3 separate regions of the Mus musculus genome follow, and regions 1 and 2 are each linked to region 3. The links are chromatin loops, found by intact Hi-C in ENCODE. Cell type or tissue: left cerebral cortex. All regions are shown on one strand. Region 1 overlaps Birc6 (baculoviral IAP repeat-containing 6). Region 2 overlaps Birc6 (baculoviral IAP repeat-containing 6). Region 3 holds the start of Yipf4 (Yip1 domain family, member 4).

Region 1 (8,000 bases), 160 kb before region 3:
TCATCAACTCTAAAGCAGTAAACTACAGAAACAGACACAATACTATACCTAACAAATGGAAATATACAGTCAATATAGCATACACAAGAGTAGGATTTCACTCGTACTCACTCAAAGAGCTCTCGGTCTAGCAGTGCTGGCAAATCATACTCCACCAGCAGTTCATAACTGTGCCAAAGAATCGCTGCTACACAGTGCAAATGAGAGGGGGATGGCATGAGAAGACCATACTCGACAGCTGATGAGCTCGGGCACATATAGTTCATTCTGCCACTTCTCTTCAAAGCAGCCATTTTTGCAGAGTCACTGACCCACTTTAGCAAGGCCTGAATTCTTAAAAAGTTAAGAAAGACCAGTAATGCCACAACTGAAATTTGATATAAATAATATCTTTACATGTGAAGTATTCCTACCAATGTAATACGGACTACAAATACGTTTTAGCTCAAAAGCATTAAAAATATGTCTATACATATATTATTTTGTTTATTATATAAAGTATATGAATAGATGTTGATAGATATATTCGTTTAAACATTTGTAAGACTTTCTGAAGAAAAAGTATTAATTCCAATTCACAAAATCATGTTTGTGATTAAATTAAAAAAACAGTACCAAAGTATACCTGTCTTTAGTTCCAGGATCCTGAGTTGTACCAAGCTGGTAAAGAATATCTATTGTAGAATCAGAGGACAGTCCATTCAGCCTTCCAAAAAGTAAAGGGCTATTTAAATCTTAGCCAAGGAAAAAAGAAAAACATTGTTAAATTAGCCAGTTTACATGGAAAGATATATTTTTTAAGTTATTCGCTGAATATAAAAGTTATATTCACTGAATATTTAAATTATGTCACCTGTAAAATATGAAAAGGTTTAAAAATAACAAAGCTTTAAGAGAAATTCATTTCAGAAAGAATTACCAACATCATGTTGTTCACGTATGTTTACTGTGTAGGTGTGTAAAAATTACAGGAGCAAAGTCAAGAGTCACCTGTAGGATCGCTGCCTGATGCTGCGCAATTCCTCAGGAGAATGTCAATAAGCTTCAGGCCAATTCTAGTGGACTGCAACCCAATCTTTACCAGCACAACCTCAATGTTGGGGGAATGCATCCCACAGTATGGAGACATCAGTAAGGCAGCACAAGTCTGCAGCAGGTTGGCAGTAGGGGCAGCTGCACTGGCCATCATCCCTTCTAGATCACTTATATGTGTAAGGCAATGATGTAATAACCGTAACCATCCAATGCTGAAACATACAAAGGACAAGTATGGTAATATAAGTAGCTCAAATTATTGCAGATGCTTTCCGTAAATCTCAACTTTACTAATTCATGGTTATACTCATCAAAATTATTGTATTAGACCTAACAGAAATAGGTACTATATAAGCACCTACAGAACAACTTACTAAGGTGATTTGGGGGAGGTGGAGCGCAGGGGTGGGGGTGGGGTGGTGGTGGTGGTGGTGGTGGTGGTGGTGGTGGTGGTGGTGGTGGTGGTGGTGGTGGGGTCTCCTTATGTAGCTATGTAGACCAGGCTTGCCTGGAACTCACAGAAAACCACCTGCCTTTGCCTCCCAAGTACTGGCATTAGAGATGTGCACCATCACCTCTGGCTAGGATGAATAATTTGAAAACAACCCCAGAAAGCATTTTTTAAGAATAAGAGAAAAAAAGAGTAAGAAGTAAAAAATATATATACCTTGTTTTAGAAACTTGATCTTCAGATGGAAGAAAGGGATTATTAACTGTGGCTGATGAGGTGGTACCAAAAGCAGTAAGGCCTAATAATTTAATCTGTGAGAGGCCTAGTGTGCTGGCGTCCCGAGGACGATGGAGTCTGAGGCAGACAGCAGAAGCTACTTCGGCTTTGACAAGCTGAATTTTTATGTAGGTGAGACCGCTTGTGACAACAGGAGTAGACAAAGGGAGCATATTAACACCATCTGCACTTACTTCAACAGACACTGACGATGGGCAGGCTGCAGGAAGAGAAAACTGAACAGTAAAAAAAAGGGAACTAGATGCTATATTCTAGTACTCTAGATGAAGGGCACTAATCTGGCAACTTTGAGATGCATGCACTATGAGCTTACAGAAAGCACTAACTATAACAAGAAGTACCAGTCACTAGCATTCATCACCACTTTGCATGTTTTTAAAAAATATGACCTCCCACAATTAAAATAATCATAAATATGGAAATATTCACCTAAGGAAAAAGTAACTTATATCAGTTGTGTATGTATTACATACTTGCAAAAAGTAAAATAAAGCAACTTAGAGGGCAATTACTTCCTATTCCTCTTCTACCAAAACTGTCATGAACATAGCATAGTTTTAAGATTGGTTGTTTAGAATAACTTGAGAAGACCAGAATAGTAATTACCAATCGGTTCAATACTGTAAGATTTGCAACACTGTTAACATCACAACTAGTTTCGCCTTTTATTTACATTTTAAATCTTAACCAAACGGTTTCAAATTTTAAGAGTAAAACAGTTTTTGTTACATAGGAGTGCCAGTGAGGTAACAAATGGAAACTCCTAATGGGACATTCTGCTCCCTGCATAGCACAGAGGCCTATGGGGCAAACATAGCTATCAAAGAAAAATCTTAAAAATTGGTTTATTTCTATACTAAGTATAATTTTATTAATTGTCAATTAAATGGCAGGCTTACATTAAGGGTTAGAGAAATTTTTTTAAAGTTTGTAAACTGTAACTTCAAAAACATTTTCAAGAAACTAATAACGGCTGTATTTTACATGAGCAATACACTTTAAGGAATCAAACAACTGAAATTTCTACCACCATTTAATAATAAATCTATTCAATTTTCACTGGAACATATATTGAGTCCCTGCCCTAAACCACCAGAAAGTTATCTGTTAGTTAAGAATGCATAAATACCAGCTTTCTCTACCCACACTGTACTTGAGTTCCAAATTCTCACAGGCAAAATCTATCCACTTTCAAACAAACTGTTTTCCTCCCAAACAAAAGCTTTCTCATTTCAGATCGCAATACTTGAACTGCAGCTTAGAGCTTGATGCAAAGCTTACTAGGAAAGGACTCCATGCCACTAGATCACGTCTCGGTTTCTATCTGCACACTAGGTTTCTCTAGCTGTCTACTCACAAGATACCCATGCAGATACTCAACTGTAAATCCTCCTGCTGAAGACTAAGTAGATAGGAAGGTAGGCCTATGCTACCCTGTCAAGCAGTACTTTGTCTTTTAAAATAGTTTATGGCCTGCTAAAGTAAGGTTTTAGTATATGTTATTCTTTTTTTTTTTTTTTTAAAGATTTATTTATTTATTTATTACATGTAAGTACACTGTAGCTATCCTCAGATACTCCAGAAGAGGGAGTCAGATCTCATTATGGATGGTTGCTGGGATTTGAACTTCGGACCTTCGGAAGAGCAGTCGGGTGCTCTTACCCACTGAGCCATCTCACCAGCCCGTTATTCTTTTTTTTTTAATTAGATATTTTCTTTATTTACATTTCAAATGTTATCCCCTTTCCTAGTTTCCCCTCCGAAAATCCCCTATCCCCTCCCCACTCTCCCTGCTCCCCAACCCACCCACTCTCATTCCTGGTCCTAGCAGTCCCCTATACTGGGGCATAGAACCTTCACAGGACCAAGGGCCTCTTCTCCCATTGATGACCGACTAGGCCATCCTCTGCTACATATACAGCTAGAGCCACAAGTCTCACCATGTGTTTTCTTTGATTGGTGGTTTAGTCCCAAGGAGCTCTGGAGATATTGGTTAGTTCATATTAAATTTCCTCCTATAGGGCTGCAAACCCCTTCAGCTCCTTTGGTATGTTCTCTAGCTCCTCCATTGGGGACCCGGTACTCTGTCCAATGGATGGCTGTAAGCATCCACTTCTGTATTTGTCAGGCACTGGCAGAGCCTCTCAGGAGACAGCTATATCAGGCTTCTGTCAGCAAGCTCCTGTTGGTATCTGCCATAGTGTCTGGGTTTAGTGGTTGTTTATGGGATGGATCCCCAAGTGGGGCAGTCTCTGGATGGTCGTTCCTTCAGTCTCTGCTCCAAACTTTGTCACTGTAACTCCTTCCATGGGTATTGTGTTCCCCCTTCTAGGAAGGATTCTGAGCTAATATCCACTTATCAGTGAGTGCATATCATGTGTGTTCTTTTGTGATTGGTTACCTCACTCAGGATGATATCCACCAGATTCATCCATTTGTCTAAGAATTTCATAATTCATTGTTTTTAATTGCTGTGTAGTACTCCATTGTGTAAATGTACCACATTTTCTGTATCTATTCCTCTGTTGAGGGACATCTGGGTATGTTACTATTTTTGTTTTATTTCATCTGGAAACACAGGCTGGCCTCAAGTTCAAAACTGTCCTCCCTCATGTTCCCATGACATGAAATTACAGGGACATGACATTATGTCTGACGTTCACCTTATATTATTTGGATGAGATTAGGTAATAGTTTGAATATAACTAGATTATAGTCTACCTTAAAAATAAAAATATTCTTCCAAACATACTAAAAATCTATGAAATCTCCCAAGGTTTTCAATTGAATAACATTGAACACAAATGAATGTGACCATCTCAATATAAACTGTGAGTATGCTGAAAGAAGCTAAGTGACTTTAAATGGAAAAATATTATCAAGCATTGTTACTGAATATTCTACAAAAAAAATCTGTCTCTACTTAATCTGGAACTGATTTTCCAAGTATTTTAAGGAATTTACCTTAAAATGTTCTGATAAAATATATTCAATTAAGAACCAAGTGAATTATACAGAAGGGGGGGGTGGAGGAGGGGAGGGAGGGAGGGAGCCCACAGCGATTAAACACATGTACCCATGACCTAACACCAAAGGTGAGCACAGGAGGGCTTGCTGAGAGCACTTCCGGTCTTCCCTGCCTGTCACTCGCAGCACTCCTCACAGTACGCACTTGCGAGAGATGCGAGGTGAGGTTGAATGTGTATCTCCTTCAGCAGCACTGCTGACGGAAGGTGGATGGTAAGGTCACACCAGGCTTCCTCAGGCAGAAAGATGTAGGACCAAGCAGCAGAACGAGCTCTTCGATGGGGCGGTGTGGCTTGCAGGAGCACCTCAGCTGGCTGGGCAGTAGGACTACTAGAAGTGATGGTACCTACAAGGAAACAGTGGGAAACAGCATGCAAACGTGTGAAAAGGATGCAGGAGAACACGAGAAATACTCAGATGATACCATATGAAGCTATAACAACCAGCAGAAAATAAACATCTGCTGGAATAGCTACACTGTCAGTCACCAAGCATGATGATCAACAGTAGTCCCAAAATAGCCAGTCAACTATTAGTCAGAGGACAAGTGACCATTAGTGAGCACATGTCTAGGGTAATTTTTAAATTAAGTAGAAAACTCTTGAGGACTATAATTTCTTTAACCATGAAAATAATGGTCTTTATTTCTCAGATGTTCATGAAACAACAATAAGAAAAGCATGAAAGAAATGCAGTATGAAGGAATAAACACCTAAATTAAAAATGTAAAACATATCAATGTTTAAGTCCTTTTAAGGTGATTAACATTTGAAGAGAGAACTGACCTAAAAATGTTGTACTTAGTAGAATGTTTTGGACCCAACAGCCTATAAAAGGAATTTTTTTATTTAAAATTGTACTAATCTAGTTTCAACTTGTGTCCACAACTAATTTTGCTTCACCTCATCAGAACACAGAGCTGAGTCATAGTAAGAGGCATAACCACTATCTTACCAAGTGGTGCAAAGTTATGGATTCCTTCTGCATTGTCAGGCTCAGAGGCCAGGATCCTTGTTTTCAAAGTGCTGTCAACAGCTTTATTTGGTCCAGAATCAAGAAATTTCATAATAGTTGATACCATACTTCTTGCAGTGTTCACAATAGCCCTTGTACTGGTAACCATATTATTGCATATGAGCTGAACTCCACCTAAATTCACAAAGAATACTAAATGAAAAGAATCCTAGAAACAAGTGAAGATTCAGAGTACAAAAATGACCATGCCACAATGTTAGCTGAAAGGACCATGCTAGAATGACAGCATAGGAGATTTTTTTTCTTACCCATATCATGGAAAGCTTTCAATGCATCACTAGTATCCAACACTCTCAAGATAAACCACAACAATGGCTCAGATAACTGGCAAGTAGCAAGAGAGCCCTAAAAAGTAAACACACAACATGATTTTCTAAGTCCCTGTGAATCTGGACAACTCGATTTCTTAATATGATCGAAATGACACTATAGGAATGACCAAGGAATTAATGAAAACATTGTATTAGAATGAAAATTTACCCTCACACCCTTTAGAATTTTGTTGTCCATGTTTAGTAGTTCTGTGTCATATCTCAGGAAACAACCTGCTAGTTAAAGATGCTATCTCAGGGAAAGGAGTAGTGAGCCTTTCCAGAATATAAATATTGACTTTATCTCTGTAGTCATTTTTCAAAAGACCATATCATGAAATTTTATTCTTCAATTTCTATTAAAAGTAAAATCTAAGAGTTACTTTGCCCATGAACATGGATACTGTTCATCTGTCTGATGTAATTCTCTGCTTGCATTACCATCAAACTGTTAAATTACTGCAGCAGCTGCTGGACTGAACGTACTTGTCTGCCCATGTATCCACAGGCCATGTAGGTCAAGATTGGCTGCAACATCATGTGGACTGTAGAGGCTTTCTTACTAAGTGTTGTCAATATGGTAAATAATCCATCTCCAACTGATATGGCATCTAACCCACCATGGAAGTTCTCATGTTTGGTGAGATGTAAGCCACTTGCACCTAGTTTAATAGAAGATTATACATTTTGTAAAATACATACATAAAAACAAATAAAATTATAACAATTAAAAAAAACCAATTTTTCAAAAAACATTAAAGGATAGGTACATAAGTCTCTTCACTTTCTCACAAACAGAAACATAGACACATGTGCTCACATACACGTTCATGCATATGCATACACACAAACACACACAGACAGACAGACAGACAGACTCCTATAAAGATTTAAGTATTTGTAGAGGTATCCAATAAAGTACTGGGTGTACTGTCTTACATGAGACCTCCCACTGCGGGCTAATATAAAAATGGTCCTATTATATGACTAAGGACATAACTTTAAATGACATCACTGAATCAAGAAGAAAATAAAGGGATTAAGAGCACTGTCTCCTCTTCCAGAGGACCCACTTTTGATTAACAGCACTTTCAGGGTAAGTACCTCACTGTCTATAACTGCAGTCCCAGGGGGATTTGGAGCCTTCTTCTAGTCCCCTGGGAGCACAGCATGCAGGTGATGTAAACATAGAGCCAAGTAAACTATATACTCATGAAATAAAATTGGAGGTGGGAGAAGGGGAAGAGTATTAGTGGGCAGAAAATGTTTCAGACATAAAGTGCCTTACATTATGTTAAAGCCCTTTAAAATTTTTATTTTCCAATGGTAGAAAAGTTAAACACTGACATGTAAAAGTGTAATGGCACATGTATCATAAAAGCATGCAGGAATGGGGTACATTTTGCTGTTTTCTCATACTCTGAAGCCATTACAGTGACTTAAAATGGATGACTTAATCCTGCTTTTTCTTCTCTTTTTTGAGACAGGGTCTCCCTAGTTAACATTACCCTCACTGCTTACATCATGCTGAGTTTAAACTGATGGAGAACCCTTTTCTTTTTCCTCCTAAGTGCTGGAATCAAAGGCATTGGGCCACAATGCCTAGTTAATCTTAATTTCTTAATCAAGTTACTTTGTTAAGATTTTCTCAGATTTTTTTTTTTTTTTTTTTTGGATTTTTGAGACAGAGTTTCTCTGTATAGCCGGGACTGTCCTGGAACTCACTTTGTAGACCAGGCTGGCCTCGAACTCAGAAATCCGCCTGCCTCTGCCTCCCGAGTGCTGGGATTAAAGGCGTGCACCACCACGCCCGGCTCAGAATTTTTGATAGTGTAGTTCCTGTA
Region 2 (8,000 bases), 140 kb before region 3:
AATGCTTACAATCTGTTTGTCATAAAGGCTACTTTAATTATCTGTTTACTGAGAGGTATGAACATATACATCAATATTTAAACACTTTATTACCTGTGGGCTATGCTGATTCGTCCCATGAGGACTGGTACCAGAAAGAAATTTCACTAACACATGAATAAGGTTTGGATCTGAAACCAACAGATGAGCCGTAGTCTCCTGAATTCCAATAGAACTGCTGGAACCAGCTATTAAAAAAAAAAAAAAAAAGGAAAGGGATGAATAACTCCTAGCAATAAGGAAATGTATTTATATGTAAGTTTTCATTGCAAAGAATAATGCCACATTCCTTTTTAAAACAGATTCAATCTCTTGGGCTGGTGGTGCAGACAAATAATCCCAGATACTGAGGATGCTAGGGGCAAGAGAAACTGCTAGCGCTACAGAGTTCAAAGCCGTGCACAGCAAAAGGAAAAAAGAGCATCGTGAATACAGTCGAGTATGTTTCACATGAAAGAAGCCCAGGTTCCCTAATCTCTACTCAGAAGACGGACTGGAGAGCATTCTGCTTCTCATCTACCACATGTCTCCTCCTCTCACCTCCCTTCAGATTGTGAAAGCATACCAGTACATCTTTATTTGGTACACAGACCAGTGGGAAGGACCTAAATCTCAAATGGCCTCTGGCAGAGTCACAACGATCCATTTCCAGAAACAGAAAAAGATACACTCACTTTTTAACTCAGCTCTCTAAGATAAATTGAGGCAAGACCTATGCGGTTGTCATGCACAGGTTCCATTCTGTCAACTGTGGTAAGTAACGCATCCTCTGAAACCCACTAACTTAATCTTCAGCAGCACAGAGTCAGATGGGAAATACAATACAAGTCAGAGAGTAGAACAATTCTTTAAATATTAGTGTAAGGTATTCTATTAAATAAACTTATGTTTAAATAAATATAAAATCATCCAAATATTGATAAAATAGAGACTAAAAAAGAATGAGATAAAAAAAAAAGCAATAAATCCTTAGGTGAATATTTCATTTTCTGAAATGACTTAAAGTATATGACAGAGATCCATATAAACACATTTTGAACTTACAATTAAGCTGCATATTCGTCATGAGTGTTAAGCTATGAAGCACAAGGCACCACGTCCGGAGCAAAGTATTTGGATACCAAGCTAGCACTGTGAGAAAGCTAGCTATTGATGCTACATAGAAAAAGAAAGGAAAAATATATTTAGTTGGGATAAATGAATACTTATTAAAGACTAAAAACAAAATATAAATTATTTCTTCACAATTAACTCATATCTTCAAATATTCCCACTACCTAAAATAAAACTCAAAGGGCTGACAACAAGGGGACTGGAGAGAGGCTCAGTGGGATTCCCACAAGATCACCAGTGCATTAACTGTAGCTCCAGGAAAGCTGATGGCTCTTCTGACCTCTGTGGGTCCCAATGCACTCACACGCAGACACTCAGGAGCACAGACATAGTGTAGGAACTCAGTAACAAGACAAGTTTAAAGCTCAGCATGTGACACACAATGAAATGTTATCATTACAAATCTGATGGACTTTTTATCCAATGTGATTTGTCAACATTCTTCAGAACAAAAATCTTATAAAAAGGCACCTGAAAAAATCTGGGATATCAGGGCCAGAAAGCGAGAGTGGGTGAGTTGGTGAGCAGGGGGACGGGGGAGAGAATAGGGGATTTTCAGAGGGGAAACCAGGAAAGGGGTAAAATTTGAGATGTAAATAAAAAATAAAGAAAATATCTAACTAAAACAATTGTGCAGATGATATCTGCATCTGTATTCATATTTATACGTCAGCATTTTAACCTGTTGCACAGACACCCACTGACTTTTCATGCATCACTCCCCAACAAGTCTGTGGGTCCTGACATACTTCTAGTGGTATTTCCAAGACTTATTCTAATTCCTATGTTAATTAAAGACAATGATGCCTGTTTTCTTTTGAGAGAGAGAGAATATTGTTTATTGTTAAAATGATGTAGATTTTAAATTAAAATTGTAGTTTTACAGAAAAAAATAAAAACAAATGACCAAAAAATCTGGGATATTGTAGACCAATCAAAAACGTGACTTCAGAAGAAAAGAGCAAACTCAAACTACTGAAAAAACTTAAGAGACACAGACAAAGAGAAGTGATAGCAGCTGGAGAAGTGTAAGAAGTTACTCCGAGTGCACAGTGCCCATCAAATACAGCAGACTGGAGAACCAGAGCCCAACCCTTCCTTTAAAACATGCTGTAGAGATGCTGTTGACAGCTGTTAAGGAAGGAAGTTTGGAAGAGCTGGAATGCCAAAAGCTTAAAACAACAAGATGGACTTTGAAATCCAAAACCAAAACCATTTAATTGACACAAATGAAAAAATTTCCAAGTTCAACAAACAGAACCATGGGGAATATTCATCTTGTCACATCTAATTAAATGTTGATAAGCCTAAGTATCTACACAATAGTTTTACAAAAAAACAAAAAACAAAACAACAACAAAAAAAAAAACCCACCACAGAGATGAGAAGTGACATGTGCTTCTACTTTTAGGCTACAAAGCTCGTCAAGGACAAAGGAGAAAGGGAGGGAGGGAAGGAAGACAGAGGAGAGGAAGAGGAGCAAAAGCAAGGAAGAAACGCAAAACCCAACAGCTCAGCTTTTATTCTCTGTGTTTATGATTTGTTTAGGTTATGTGTATGATTCTTTGCCTGCACATCATATGTGCACCTGGTGTTCAAAGAGGTGTGGTGGATCCCCTAGAACTGGATGAACTATAGATGGTTATAAGACACCATGAAGGTGACTAGGAACCAAACCTGGGTCCTTAGCAACAATAAATGCCCTTAACTGCTGACCTATCTCTTCAGGGCCCGAAAGTCCACTTTTAGTAGCATTCTGTGGTAATATGAAAATGGTTGGCTATTCTCTCACAAAATCATGAAAAAGTTTCAAATTTTCCTGTTTAAGAGCACTTAGAATAGTATCCACACATCAACAAGATGCAGCTCTGAAGAAGCAATGTATATCACCTGCCCTTACAATGCTGGAGTTGGTATTTTGCTGAACCCAAGGGACACAGGGTGAGTGCCCCAGAAAGAGATAAGTTTTACTTAAATGCATAAAAAAAAGAAAAATTAAGACAAAAATAATGCTGAACTAAGGAATTAAGGTGTGGCGTGTCCGTCCGGATTCTGAATGTATCCAGGTAAACAAATAAGCAAGGTGCATTCCCAGACCTACAGACCTCTGGGAAGTCACCCAAACATGAGCTTCTGGTGCTAGGAGGGAAAACTCTTACTGAAAGGGAAAAAAAAATCCACAACAGAAGTAGAAAGACAGAACAGAGTCACAGGAACTAAACACTCTGTGTGGAAAAAAGATACATTAATGCAAACAGGCCGCAGAGAGAGGGCAGCATGTAAAAGTATCTGCTGTACAAATCTAAGTGTCGGAGCTCAAGGGCCCAGAAGTCACGTAACAAGCTGAAGGTGCAGGTGCACCTATAGCCCTGGGATCAGAGCAGGCACAGCAGAATTGCTGAGGCTTGCTGGCTTACTTACCTAGATTCAAGTGAAGTAACAAAATGACTCAAGGGAATAAGGAAGGCAGTGACAGCATAGGATACCTTAATCCTTTCTCTGCACACACAGGAAACACACACACACACACACACACACACACACACACGTGTGTGTGCGCGACTATGGATGGAAGGAGGGGAGGAGAATGGGAGAATAAAGAGAAGGAAAAGAGAGAGAAGCGAGCGAGGGAGGTGGGAAGTGGGAGGCGCGGGGGATGAGGAGGTTTTTTGTTTTGTTCTGTTTTGGTTTGGAGACAGGTTCTCACTATAGAGTATGTAGACCCAGACTGGCCTAAAACCCATGCCAGACAACCTGACTAAAACATTAGCCAGGTCTCAATACTGAGCTTTCAAATAAACAAAAACAAACAATTCATTATTTTAAAAATAATTTAAAGTAGGGGCTCACTATAGTTCCAACTGGCCAACAACACACTATGCAGACCAGGCTGGCCTCAAGTCATTACTCCACTTGCCTCTGTCTCTCAATGCTGAGATTAAAGGCGAATGCCATCACACCCAAGCCAAAGAACTTCTTTCACCAAAATAACACAATCCTAACAATAAAGATAATGTACATTTTAACCTAATTATGTTCATTTAACAATTTGCTATTTTAATTACAGTATGGATTTCCAGCAAAAAACAAAAAACCTTACCTTGATTTAATGAGATGACAGGTATCCGATTAGCATTATATAAAAAAATATCTGCTCCATTCTCTTTGTTCCCTGATGAACTAGAATTAAGGCTCAATGTGAGCCACAACTGAAGAAGTGACTCCAACTTAAAAAAATACAAATAAAGGAAAGAAAACTAAGACGAGGAAAATGTATGAAGGACCATTCAAACAAAAATATTTATGCTTATAACCTTATGAGTAAATAACTTGTTTCTCATTATCTCCTAGCTATTTTAACTAGGTCAGCAAGCAAACATATCTTAAAATTCTTGATAAATTATACTTTAACTGAATTAAAATATATAATTCCCTTTAAACCCCATGTTTTCCTCAATGAAAAATGGGAATTAACTCTTTTAAACCACAGGGTTATAAACAATATAAAGCAGAAAAAGTACCAATACTTAAACTCATGAAAATAAAAAATGGCTGGCAACTAAGGTGGGGGGAATCAGTAAATATTCCTAAGATTTTTCTCAACCAACTATAATAAAGATACCATCATGGTCAGGTCACATATGAACTTGCATTCAATTGCATCCAATAAAAACCATTATGTCAAACTATGTCAAAATACATTACTTTCCTTTAAAGTCCTACCTGAACATGATGGACTTGAAGCATGGAGAAGAGTTTATTGAAACAAACATTTAACATTGGGACAGATGAGAGCTGTATCATGAGCTGGCTGTTCTGGTTTGCTGGCTGTAAATTCCCCAGAAGTGAGTCATCTGTTCCAGTTGGAGATTGTGAAACTGAAAATCAAACAAAAGTACCACTTTATGAGCAAGGTTCGGAATACATGTGAATTAACAAACAGACAAGAATAGGTTATAACGTTTTGTTAAAATTAAATTGTATACAATGGTTCTATAATAGTAATTTAGGAATTATTAGAAACTAAAGACAAGAAAACGAAACTCGCAAATTTAGAACACTAATCTCTCTCACTTTTCCAAAGTTAGTGAAAGGAAAACCTTTACTAATTATAAAGAAAACCGTTCTAGAACGCTGCAATATATAAAGTGCATGCCTTTGTGTTTTACTGTGCTGTTAAATTTAGGGCGTAGCATTCTAGAAAAGTGCTCTGGCACCAACCCAGACATGCAACCTGCAGTTCATCCGTTCTTAACTTTGACTGCATCTTAGAACTGACCGCATAGCTTTTCAAGAATTAATAAAATGAAAATCTACTTATGGGAAATAGAAAATGTAAGAACACTGTGGAGAAATGTATGTTATATTCAGAGTATTATTAAACTAAAAAGGAACACACCTGGGTGAAGGACAGTGAGCAAGGGCAAAAGATTCACTGAAAACAGAAAGGATTCTTAAAAGGCTCCCAATCAATAATGAAATGGGATCTTGAAGGTATCCTACACTGTTTCATGTTCTGAGGGGATTGAGCTCAATAAATGTGGTTCCTACATTAAATGAGAGCTATTGCACAATGTTTTTTATGTACTAATAGGATCTGTCCCCTTCTATTCCTTCATCTTCTGTGAGCAAGAAAAAAAATGCATATTGTGAACTTTCTATTTACAAAAGGAAGACCATATGTTGTGGGTTCTCTTCTTCCAACTATCTACATGTCTTCCTTCATTCAGCCTAGGAAACAATGAAATGGCATGTATGCCTAAGGAGACAATGTCACTGTTAGCTCCTCCTACTCAACACCACTACTTAATGTTGTCTTTGATAAGCGGGGTAGACATCAACACCAGGAAGGCACAACTCTGGCAGATCACCTGTCTCTGTCCAGACCATTAGGAAAAAGATTGCCTTTCTTTTGCTGTAATTGGAATGTGATGCCTCTCAATTCTGGATTTGGTTAGGAGACCTTTGAATGACACTTCACTTATATTATCAGCCTAGTATTTCAAAATAAAGAAGCTAATACTTAAAAAGTCGTGTTGTGTCATGGATGTAGAATCAATATAATAAAATATATAGCATTCCCTAGAGTCTCCTTAACGTCACAGCAGCACATAAACAGGAATCCGCTTTAGGTCTCTGGACTGAAGTGGTCACTTCATGAGACAGTCATTTCATACCAGGACACCAAGTTACATGTTGTTAAGTCATACACTCAAAGCACCTTCAAATTTACCACAGAGAATTTTAAACTTGTCCTTGATGATATTCAGAAAAGCAATGACCCCTTGAAAGCATGTGAATTGTAATCAAACTTACAGGTAGGAGATGTATTTGTTAATGCTTGTAAGATGGAGTCTGCTTCCAGAGTAGACATCATTTTCAACATAAGTTCTGCTTGCTGTTCAAGACCAACTTCTAGACGAGCATCTAAAGCTACAAAAGGGAGGAGGAGATATCTGAAAAGTTAATACTCATGGGCTCCATACTATAGAAATGTGTAAACATCTGATCCCAGAAGAGGCTTCTACTTCACAAAAAGAAATGCTGGCGTGTGCTACCAAGGACTAAAACCAAGGAGAGCATCTGAGCAACAAAACAACTTGCTCTGATGGGAAATGAATGCACTGAGACTGGAATAAATCGGTGACATGATGAGAGTGGAAGGAAATACACGAAAGAAGGGAAGATGGCTTCCCCATCCCAGAGGGAAGATGGAAACAAAAAACAAACAAACAACAACAAACCACCATCAACAGAAGATTATCAGATAAGGAAATAAATGTTAGCTTATCATACTAGGTACAGATAAATGTGTAGACAGACACTCACATAATACCATTAAGACACTAATAATTATAATTCAAATCTTGATTTCTTTAAACAAAATTTAAAATATAGTAATTATAGAAGAGACTAACTTTCAAATACAAGCAAAAGTAGAAAAGGATGAAGTTGAGGCAACATCATACCATTTGCCCAAGAACTAGAAAATGCTCTAAGCCGGGCGTGGCAGTGCGCGCCTTTAGTCCCAGCACTTGGGAGGCAAGGACAGGTGAGGTGGATTTCTGAGTTCGAGGCCAGCCTGGTCTACAAAGTGAGTTCCAGGACAACCAGGGCTACAGAGAAACTCTGTCTCGAAAAACCACCAAAAAAAAAAAAAAAAAAAAAAAAAAAAGAAAGAAAAAGAAAAAGCTCTCTCTAAGAGGAACAATAACTTCTCATAAAGCCAGAGGCCATTTATAGAGTCCTATCAGTCATGTCTGAGAAAACTAACATATCCAATTAAATCAAAGTATTTTAGTGACTATGTTTAATAACATACATGAAAATGATCAAAATTATAAATAATATACCTATTGCTTACAGTAAAAAATGAATGACAATAATAAACTATAAGTACCTGATTAAAAGAGAAAATCAAGGACCAGGTTAAAATTTAATGAAAACCTCTCTAGAAACATATTAGGTTTTGGTCTCTTGTATACACACACACACACATACACACACACACACACACACACACACACACACACACAATTAAGGTTAAAAAACCTTAATAAAAAAGTTAAATGCAATACTGTGGATAAATATGTATATGCTATTTAAATGTATATTTTGATCTGGGCTGAGACTACACTCTCTAAAAGGCCACCTAACAAAACCCCATTATCAGACACTGGAAGCCTTCTTTGAGCTGTTAGTCAAGGCTGTCCCAGAGACTGCTAAAACATAAAAACTATTGCTATTGCCTTTGTAAGTGGAAAGTGAGTCCCTATTGCTGAATATACCATGCGTGTCAGAGGCCATGAGCTACAACTGAACTGAATGTTTCCTCCCTAAGACTGAGC
Region 3 (8,000 bases):
CAGGAAGCACTCTTAACTGCTGAGCCATCTCTGTTCTTCACCAAAAGCTTTCTCTATTTCATCTCTATTATTTTTCACCAAAAGGCTAACATTTTCTTCATCTGTCTTTAAAAAAAAATAAGCATCCTACAGATTAGGTCTTAAAACACAAATTACATGTTCTTTCACATACAAAAGTGGCTTGTTATCTTCAGGATCCTCATCTTCAACTTCCAAAAGCCAGCCATAGCCTCTTTGTCTCAGAAATGTAGTAGCTGTAGATTCTTTGATGAAATCTCCGCTTACACCGAGGTTTAATTTGACATCTGGAGCTGCTATAGAACCGCTGAGATCTTAGGAGAGAAGACAAAACTGTAAACCAGGGTGAGATATATAAATCAAAATCAAAATGTATATATATATATGTTCAAGTAATTATGATTTGCCAATCTCTAAAAACATGTGCTATTACACATAATCTACAAATTATATCAATGAAAAAAAAATGTATTGAAGCGGGGCGGTGGTGACACACGCCTCTAATCCCAGCACTTGGAAGGCAGAGGCAGGCGGATTTCTGAGGCCAGCCTGGTCTACAGAGTGAGTTCCAGGACAGCCAGGGCTACACAGAGAAACCCTGTCTTGAAAAACAAAACAAAACAAAAATTTATCAATGACAGACACTGTACTACTTTTCATTTTACAATCAGAGAAAAAAAAAACAAAACAAAACAAAAAGAAGAGGCGAACGGCAAGCCAGGTACAATGGAACATGCCTGCAATCCCAGCACTCAGGAGGCTAAGGCAAGGAGCCCAAGCTAACCTCAATTTCATACTTAGCCAAGGATGATCTTCAAGTTCGGACCTCCCTGCTCTTCCTCCTCCCAAATGCTAGGATGAATCAGCACATCTACTGTATTTACATACTGCTAGAGATTAAACTCAGAGCCTCCTGCTTATTATCAACTAAGCTACACAGTCAGTTCTAAGTCATACTTTTTATAGCATATATCATCCCACTGAAATTTTTATCCTGTTCTCACCAGTCCATTATCTGATAGGAAACATCTTGTAATATCATCTCCATAAAATTTTCCTGATTTTGTTGCTGTTTTGTCTGAGACAAGGTCTCACTTTAGTCCAGGCTGGTCTTTAACTGCTGTTAGTCCCCCTGTCGCAGCCTCCCAAGAGAAAGGATTACAGATGTGATCCACCTTGCCTGGCTGTCTCTGATATAGTTAGGAATTATTTTTTTCTTCTCTTTTAATCTTTTATGAAATTCTAAGCCAGAGCTTCTAAAAATATTAATGTGTTTATGAATTACCCAGGGACCCTGATAACATATAAATCCACATTAAGGGAGATTATATCTAGATATGTGCCAGGTAATGTTAATTCTGCTGGCCTGCAAACATAAACCAGATACGACATTATCTATTTGTCTGACATAAACTATGGACATCTAGTTATTCCGGAGGCTGAGGAAAGAGAGCATGTTCAGGGCAATATTAGGTCACATGCTGAGTTCAAGGCCAGCCTGAGTAACTTAGTGTGACTGTCTCAGACTAAAATTTAAAATCGGGGCTGAGCTGTATGAGGTAGTATATGCCTTTAATCCCTGAAGTAGGGAGACAGAGGTTACCTTGTCTACATAAAGTTCTAAGCCAAACAGAGTTACATGGTGAGACCCTGTCTCATTTTTAAAAAATGAAAAAAAAAATACAAAAACCAAAGAAAGAGTTAAAAAAAAAAACTAAGAAAGAAACAAATCATATTTATAGAAATCAGATTTCTAGCCGGGCATGGTGGCGCACGCCTTTGATCCCAGCACTCGGGAGGCAGAGGCAGGTGGATCTCTGAGTTCGAGGCCAGCCTGGTCTACAAAGTGAGTTCCAGGACAGCCAGGGCTACACAGAGAAACCCTGTCTCGAAAAGACAAAAAAAAAAAAAAAGAAAGAAAGAAATCAGATTTCTGAGAAAACTCACGTTCATCTTTAAACTGAAATTTCTTTTCTACTTTGTTGAGACAGGGTTTCAGTATGTAACCCCGGCAGGCAGAGAACTTGATAACTGTGTAGTCTAAGCTGGCCTTTAATTCAGGTATCTCTCTGCCTCTGCTTTTCAAGTGCTGGGGTCGAAGGGGTTCATCACCAGGTATTTCCATGTCTATATCGAAATCAACTTGTTTTTTCATATTGGGCAGTCAAAAATCTGGTCCCTGGTAAGTAAATAAGATTAAATAAAAGCAAAATCCAAAACCAGGTTACAAGGAGTTGAACTAATGAGGGGTGGGGGAAATTTCCCACAGTAGAAACGTTTTTTGTTTTTTTTTTTTCTCCCTGTTTTTGTTGTTGTTTGTTTTGTTTTAAGCAAGCACAGTCGCTTGCTCCAAACAGTACAAGCCAAGTCTATAGACACTGTTGGGAACACTAAGTTGAATTCCTCAAGTTTCAAATGCTCCTGAATACAGTTTTTTGAACACTGGGACCAAACACTACAAACTGTGTGGACCCAGGGATCTGGGCAAGAAATCAAGTTCAATTAAAAATAAATAAATAAAAGCACGTCTCCTTTCAAGTAAGTTTTCCATAACCTGCCAAAAGTCACCTCAGTCGGGAAGGTTTTCCTATTAATAGCAGAGCCACACAGCCCCACTTTGTTCTCCCTTAGATCCCTCACTCTTTTGAGTAACTGCGGAGCGGAGTTCAGAAAGAACTCCTTCCACCAGATCGGCGGGTTCCCTGGTGAACCAGGACACCCGGGGACCCCAGCCCGCAGCGCCGGCGCCCCGCACCCTGCCTCGTCCCCAGAGGCCTCCGGGAAGGCCCAGGGAGCACAGGGGCGGAGTCCCCCAGCTCTGCCAACCCCCCGCCCCGGAGCCCCGGAGGTCAGCCTCGGCCTCACCTTCCGCGTCCGCCGAAGACACAAAGGTGAAGTCCCCGTTGGCAGGCGCATAGGCCGGGGGCGGGCCCGGAGGCTGCATCCCGCCGGCCTCGGTGCTGACGAGCGGCTGGGCCCGGGGCTCCGGGACGACCTGCTAAGGGGCGGCCTGCGAGCCAGGAGGCGCGGGCTCGGCCGAGGGAGGGGACGCGCGAGCTAAGCGCAGCCTCTGGCTGCCGACCAGGTCGCACCCGAGGCCAGCCGGTGGCGAGCACCCAAGCACCACGACGCCGGGGCCCTGACAGGACCATAACAGTGACAGCGCCGCCGGGATTGGCTGTTTGTAATCTGCTCGACTATTGGCTCCCGCGAGAAGATTCTGATTGGCTGTTTCTGTGTTGATTCCGGAAACCACTCCAACACCGGAAGTGGCCTCTGAAATCTCTGTTCCGCCCTCATCAGCTGTTTACTTAAATAATTCTGTCTACCTTTTTCCCTGTTTGAGTTTTTATAAACATATCTTCTTCGTTGTTGTTTAACACAATTTGAGAGCTTAGTCGTTTGATGGCTCACGCTTGTAATTCCCGGAACTCCTAGAGAGGCCGAGGCAGCATTGGCAAAAAAGTGAGGCCCTTTTTTTTTCAAAGGAAAAAAAAAAAAACAACACACACACACACACACAACACACACACAAACTACTTAAGTTTTAGGACTTCAACCCCTCATTTCCGACCACAAGATTCTGCCACAATAATTCTATATATTAATTATATAGGATGTTTACGAAATTATGTGTCGTGACAAAGCTTAGTCTCCTTATCAACAAAATTAAGAGGCCGGAGAATGGTCATTGTAAAGCTGTAAATTTCCACCTACGGTTTAAGTACTCTGGCCAAATTAATTTATGAAGAAGGCAGCAGTCCAGAAAGGATAAATTAGGGCAAAGAAGCCCTTGCTTTTTGCCTGCTGCTGATTTCATCTGTTCCCTAATAAACTACCCAAAGTTTGCAAATTCACCTACGTTTTTATTATTTCTTTAAGATTAATTTATTTATTTTATACAAGAGTACACCACCATTGCTCTCTTCAGACACACAGGAAGAGGGCATTGGATCCCGTGACAGATGGTTGTGAGCCACCATGTGATTGCTGGGAATTGAACTCAGGACCTCTGAAAGAGTATTCGGTGCTCTTAACCACTGAGCCATCTCTCCAGCCCGGTTTTTATTTTTAAAGGCTATGCGTGTGTGCTTGAGGGTATGTGTGTGTGCAGATGCCTGCAGAAGGCACAAGAGGGCTTCAGATCCTTCAGAACTGCGGTTCCTGCAGACACCCAATGCGGGTTCTGGGAACCCAAACTCAAGTCTCTACAAGAGAGCAAGAGCTCTTAACCTCTAAACCAACTTCCTAGTTACTCGTCTATGTTTATAATCTTAAATTTTGCTTTTCATTTTTCTAAACTTCTGTATATGTGTGTATGTTGGTAAACCGAGTGCCACCCACATTCCTTAGCCTGGTACTCCCCTAGCCCAGCTTTGTTAACAGCGACAGCAGCCATGTCATCACCAGCGGCCAAATTCAATTTATTTCCACTGTTACCACAGGTGGAGTAGTCTTCCTGTGTACATGTGCCATACCATTTATATAGGCCAAGCCTTCACAGCTTGCCACTGTGCATCAGAGGCAGCCTTTTGTATAACTACCCTCCAATACATCTCTCCAGTGAGGGGTTTTTTTTTTTTTTTTTTTTTTTTTAAGATTCAAGGTCATTATTTATTTGTTCCTCTTAAAGACTCATTTTTGACTGGACTCAGACTTAGAAGTAGAAGCTCTCAGAGAGGACAGCCTACGTCTCTTGGCAATCTGTTCCTGGCGCTTTTCTTTGGCTTCCTTCATTCTCTTGGCCAAAAGTTTAGCATATTCTGCAGCCTCCTCCTTGTTCTTCTTAGTGCGTTGCTTCTTCAGAGCAATACGTCGGCGTTTGTGTTGCAGGACGCGTGGAGTAACAAGACGCTGAATCTTGGGTGCTTTGGTCCTGGGCTTCTTACCTTCTTTGTTTAAGGGCTTCCTGACAACATACTGGCGGACATGATCTTCTTTGGAGAGATTAAAAAGCTTTCGGATTCTACTAGCTCTTTTAGGTCCCAGCCGATGAGGCACAGTAGTATTTGTCAGTCCAGGAATATCCTTCTCTCCTTTCTTTACAATAACCAAGTTGAGAACACTGAGATTAGCTTCAACAATGCATCCGCGAACAGACTTGCGCTTCCTCTCTCCAGTTCTCCTTAGTCTGTAACAGGAATGCCCCTTACTCAACAGCAGGCGCACTCTGCCATGGGTCAGAACACCGTGCTTCATGGGAAAACCTTGCTTGTCATTTCCACCGCTGATCCGGGCCACATAACCCTTCCACTCTTCACCAAGAGCATCAGCGGCTACTTCCGTGGCCATGCGTTTCTCATAGAAGGTGCGGAGCTTGCGCTCGCTCATCATCCACCTCGATGAGCTTCTGACAGCCAGTGGCAGGGAAGGAGATGTTCAGCTTCATTTTGACACAGCCGAGCGCCTAGGAGGCGTCACGAAAAAGAGGCCTGACTTCCCAACAGTAAGGGGTTTTTTTGTTTTGTTTTGTTTTGTTTTGTTTTGTTTGCATGGTGTTATTTTGTGTATCCCTTGTCCCTCTAATCACAGCAAAAACCCTTACAGTGTACATGTGTTTGAGTGCAGGTTCCTTGGGATGCCAGAAGAAAATGTTTGGGCCCCTGAAAATGGAGTCGCAAGCAGCCGTGAGCAGCCTCACATGGGTATCAAGAACAGATTTCAGGCCCACCGCAAGAGCAGGATGGGCTCTTAATAGCTGAGCCATCTCTCCAGCTCCTACCCCCTTTTATATGCTCAAGTAAATATAGTTTAATATTCGAACTACATAAAAGTAGTTTCCAATTTGGAGTGCTCTGAGGATGGACTGTGAAACAGACATGAATGACGCACAATGAATCCATAATGGAGCAAAAGGAAGGCATATTCTCTAATATCCTCAAAGGAATTTAGAGAATGTTTCTTACGGGAGGGAATAGGTTGGTACTCAGAGGGTGAATGGAAATGTAAGAGAAATATGTAAGGGTGTGTGTGTTGTGATTGACTGGACTTGGGAAACCAGAAGTCATGGAGTTTTTATGAAGAAAAAAAATTGGTGTAGAGAAAAGTCCCATAAGTACATAGAAAAGTAACTGTGAAGAGAGCAGCATGTGGAGAGCACCTTTATTCCCCGTACCCGAGGAGCAGACCTCTGAACTCAAAGTCAGCCTGGTCTCCATGGAGGGTTCAGGCCAGCTAGAGACAGTGAAACCCTTTTGAAGGAGAGGGAGAGGTTCAGGAGGGGCTATAGATACTCCGAAGAGTTTAAGTTCCTTTTTCCCGAGGCAAGGGAGTGATATAGCCAAGTATACTTTGAACTATTACTTAAAACTATACATATGGAAAGATGAAGACTTTCATAGAGATGTATTATAATATTTTTAAACAGCATCTCATTATGTAGTTCTGGCTCACTTGGGTTTCTCTATAGAGCCAGGCTTGCCTGGAACTCACATAGATTCATCTGCTGCTGTCTCCCAAAATATATATATATACACAATTCTTGTACTAGGTTTAGAAGTCTAGAAATGAGAGAGAAGTAAATATAAGAGGCATTAAGGTTAGAAATCCATCAAAACTAGTGATAAACCACAAGATACTAAGAGTAAAAAGCAGTAAGGAGCTGGAATACATTTCTCTCTTCTTTCTCTCTTTCTCTCTCTCTTTCTTTCTTTCTTTCTTTTTTTTTTTTTTTTTTTTTTTTTTTTTTTTTTTTTTGGTGGTTTTTTTGAGACAGGGTTTCTTTGTGTAGCCCTGGCTGTCCTGTAACTCACTCTGTAGACCAGGCTGGCCTCAAACTCAGAAATTAGCCTGCCTCTGCCTTCCAAGTGCTGGGATTAAAAGCATGTGCCACCATGCCCGGCTCTTTCTTCCTTCCTTCCTTTCTTTCTTTCTTCCTTCCTTCCTTCCTTCCTTTCTTTCTTTCTTTCTTTCTTTCTTTCTTTCTTTCTTTCTTTCTTTCTTTCTTTCTTTCTTTTCTCCTCCCTCCCTCCAAGGGTATTTCTGTGTAGCCCTGGCTGTCCTGGAACTCACTCTGTAGACCAGGTTGACCCTCTAAGTTCAACCTGATTCTGCCTACTGAGTGCTAGAATTAAAGGCATGCATTGTTGCCCAGGAAGTAATTTTTTTTCTCTTAAAACATGGTATAATGAAGCCCAGGCTGGCTTCCAACTCCATATATACCCAAGTTTGACCTTGAGCTTCTGATTTTCCTATTTGTGCCTTTCCAATGATGGCATTACAGGCAAGTGCTGTCAAGTCTGGTTTATGCAGTGCTGGGGACCAAACCTCTGTGTAAATGCTACCCAAGCACTGTACCAACTGAGTCCACCGAGTACATCCTCATCCCACTTCTTGTTTCTTCCTTTGGTGTTAGCAAATGTTACTGAGTATGGAAATGAGGGCGAGGAAGGTAGCTTGGCAGTTAGGAGCACTGGCTGCTTTTCCAGAAGATCCAAGTCTGGTTCTTCGCACTCGGTTCAGGAAGCTCACACCCACCTGTGCCTCCAGCTCCAGGGATCAGATGCTGGTGTCCTCTTCAAGGCCCCTGAACTCATATGACACTTCTTTTAAATATGTGTACCTTAGGGCTTCTATTGCTGCAACGAAACATCACAAGCAAAAGCAACTTGGGGAGGAAAGGGATTATTTCAGTTAATTCTTCCTGGGAATCGTCCATCCCTGAGGGGAGCCACAACAAAAACTCAGGAGGAGCCTGGAGGCAGGAGCGGATACAGAAGTCACGAAGGAGTGCTGCTTATTGGCTTGCTCAGCCTGTTTTCTTATAGAACCCAGGACCACCAGCTCATAGGTGACACCACCCACAATGGGCTGGGCCCTCCCCCATCAGTCACTAATTAAGAAAATGCCCTTTAGGCCTCTTTACAACTTAACCTTATGGAGATATTTTCTTTTCTTTTTTTTAAAGACTTATTTATTTATTATATGTAAGTATACTGTAGCTGTCTTCAGGCACTCCAGAAGAGGGCGTCAGATCTCATTAC

Evidence for each region. Hi-C counts contacts between places; a loop is a spot of excess contacts. Peaks named below come from ENCODE experiments on the same cell type or tissue, not always from the same donor. Only the 100,000 strongest peaks of a DNase experiment are listed, where the experiment ranks them.
Region 1: it touches region 3 in a loop (2.5-fold over the local background); 2 of 42 quality-filtered maps call a loop at or near these places.
Region 2: it touches region 3 in a loop (2.7-fold over the local background); 2 of 42 quality-filtered maps call a loop at or near these places.

What each region holds. Positions count from the first base shown.
Region 1 is chr17:74,640,451-74,648,450 of GRCm38, reverse strand. It overlaps Birc6 (baculoviral IAP repeat-containing 6), which reads right to left. Exons shown (of 73, transcript NM_007566.3): 46 at 6,643-6,818; 47 at 6,094-6,190; 48 at 5,765-5,959; 49 at 4,956-5,156; 50 at 1,703-1,982; 51 at 991-1,247; 52 at 626-734; 53 at 112-333. Among named protein-coding and RNA genes, the nearest start is that of Ttc27, 73 kb to the left of the region's middle. In left cerebral cortex, a CTCF peak has its summit at 3,323 (motif pointing right); no DNase peak of the experiment used is centred here.
Region 2 is chr17:74,627,990-74,635,989 of GRCm38, reverse strand. It overlaps Birc6 (baculoviral IAP repeat-containing 6), which reads right to left. Exons shown (of 73, transcript NM_007566.3): 39 at 6,469-6,585; 40 at 4,876-5,030; 41 at 4,253-4,379; 42 at 1,084-1,194; 43 at 94-227. Among named protein-coding and RNA genes, the nearest start is that of Ttc27, 86 kb to the left of the region's middle. In left cerebral cortex, no CTCF peak of the experiment used is centred here; DNase peaks (open chromatin) are centred at 617 and 4,975.
Region 3 is chr17:74,484,678-74,492,677 of GRCm38, reverse strand. It overlaps Yipf4 (Yip1 domain family, member 4), which reads right to left and starts at 3,185. Exons shown (of 6, transcript NM_026417.4): 1 at 2,884-3,185; 2 at 173-332. The coding sequence starts at 2,962. It also overlaps the pseudogene Gm6476. In left cerebral cortex, no CTCF peak of the experiment used is centred here; DNase peaks (open chromatin) are centred at 3,203, 4,824, 6,393 and 7,400; H3K4me3 peaks cover 1,772 bases; H3K27ac peaks cover 1,249 bases.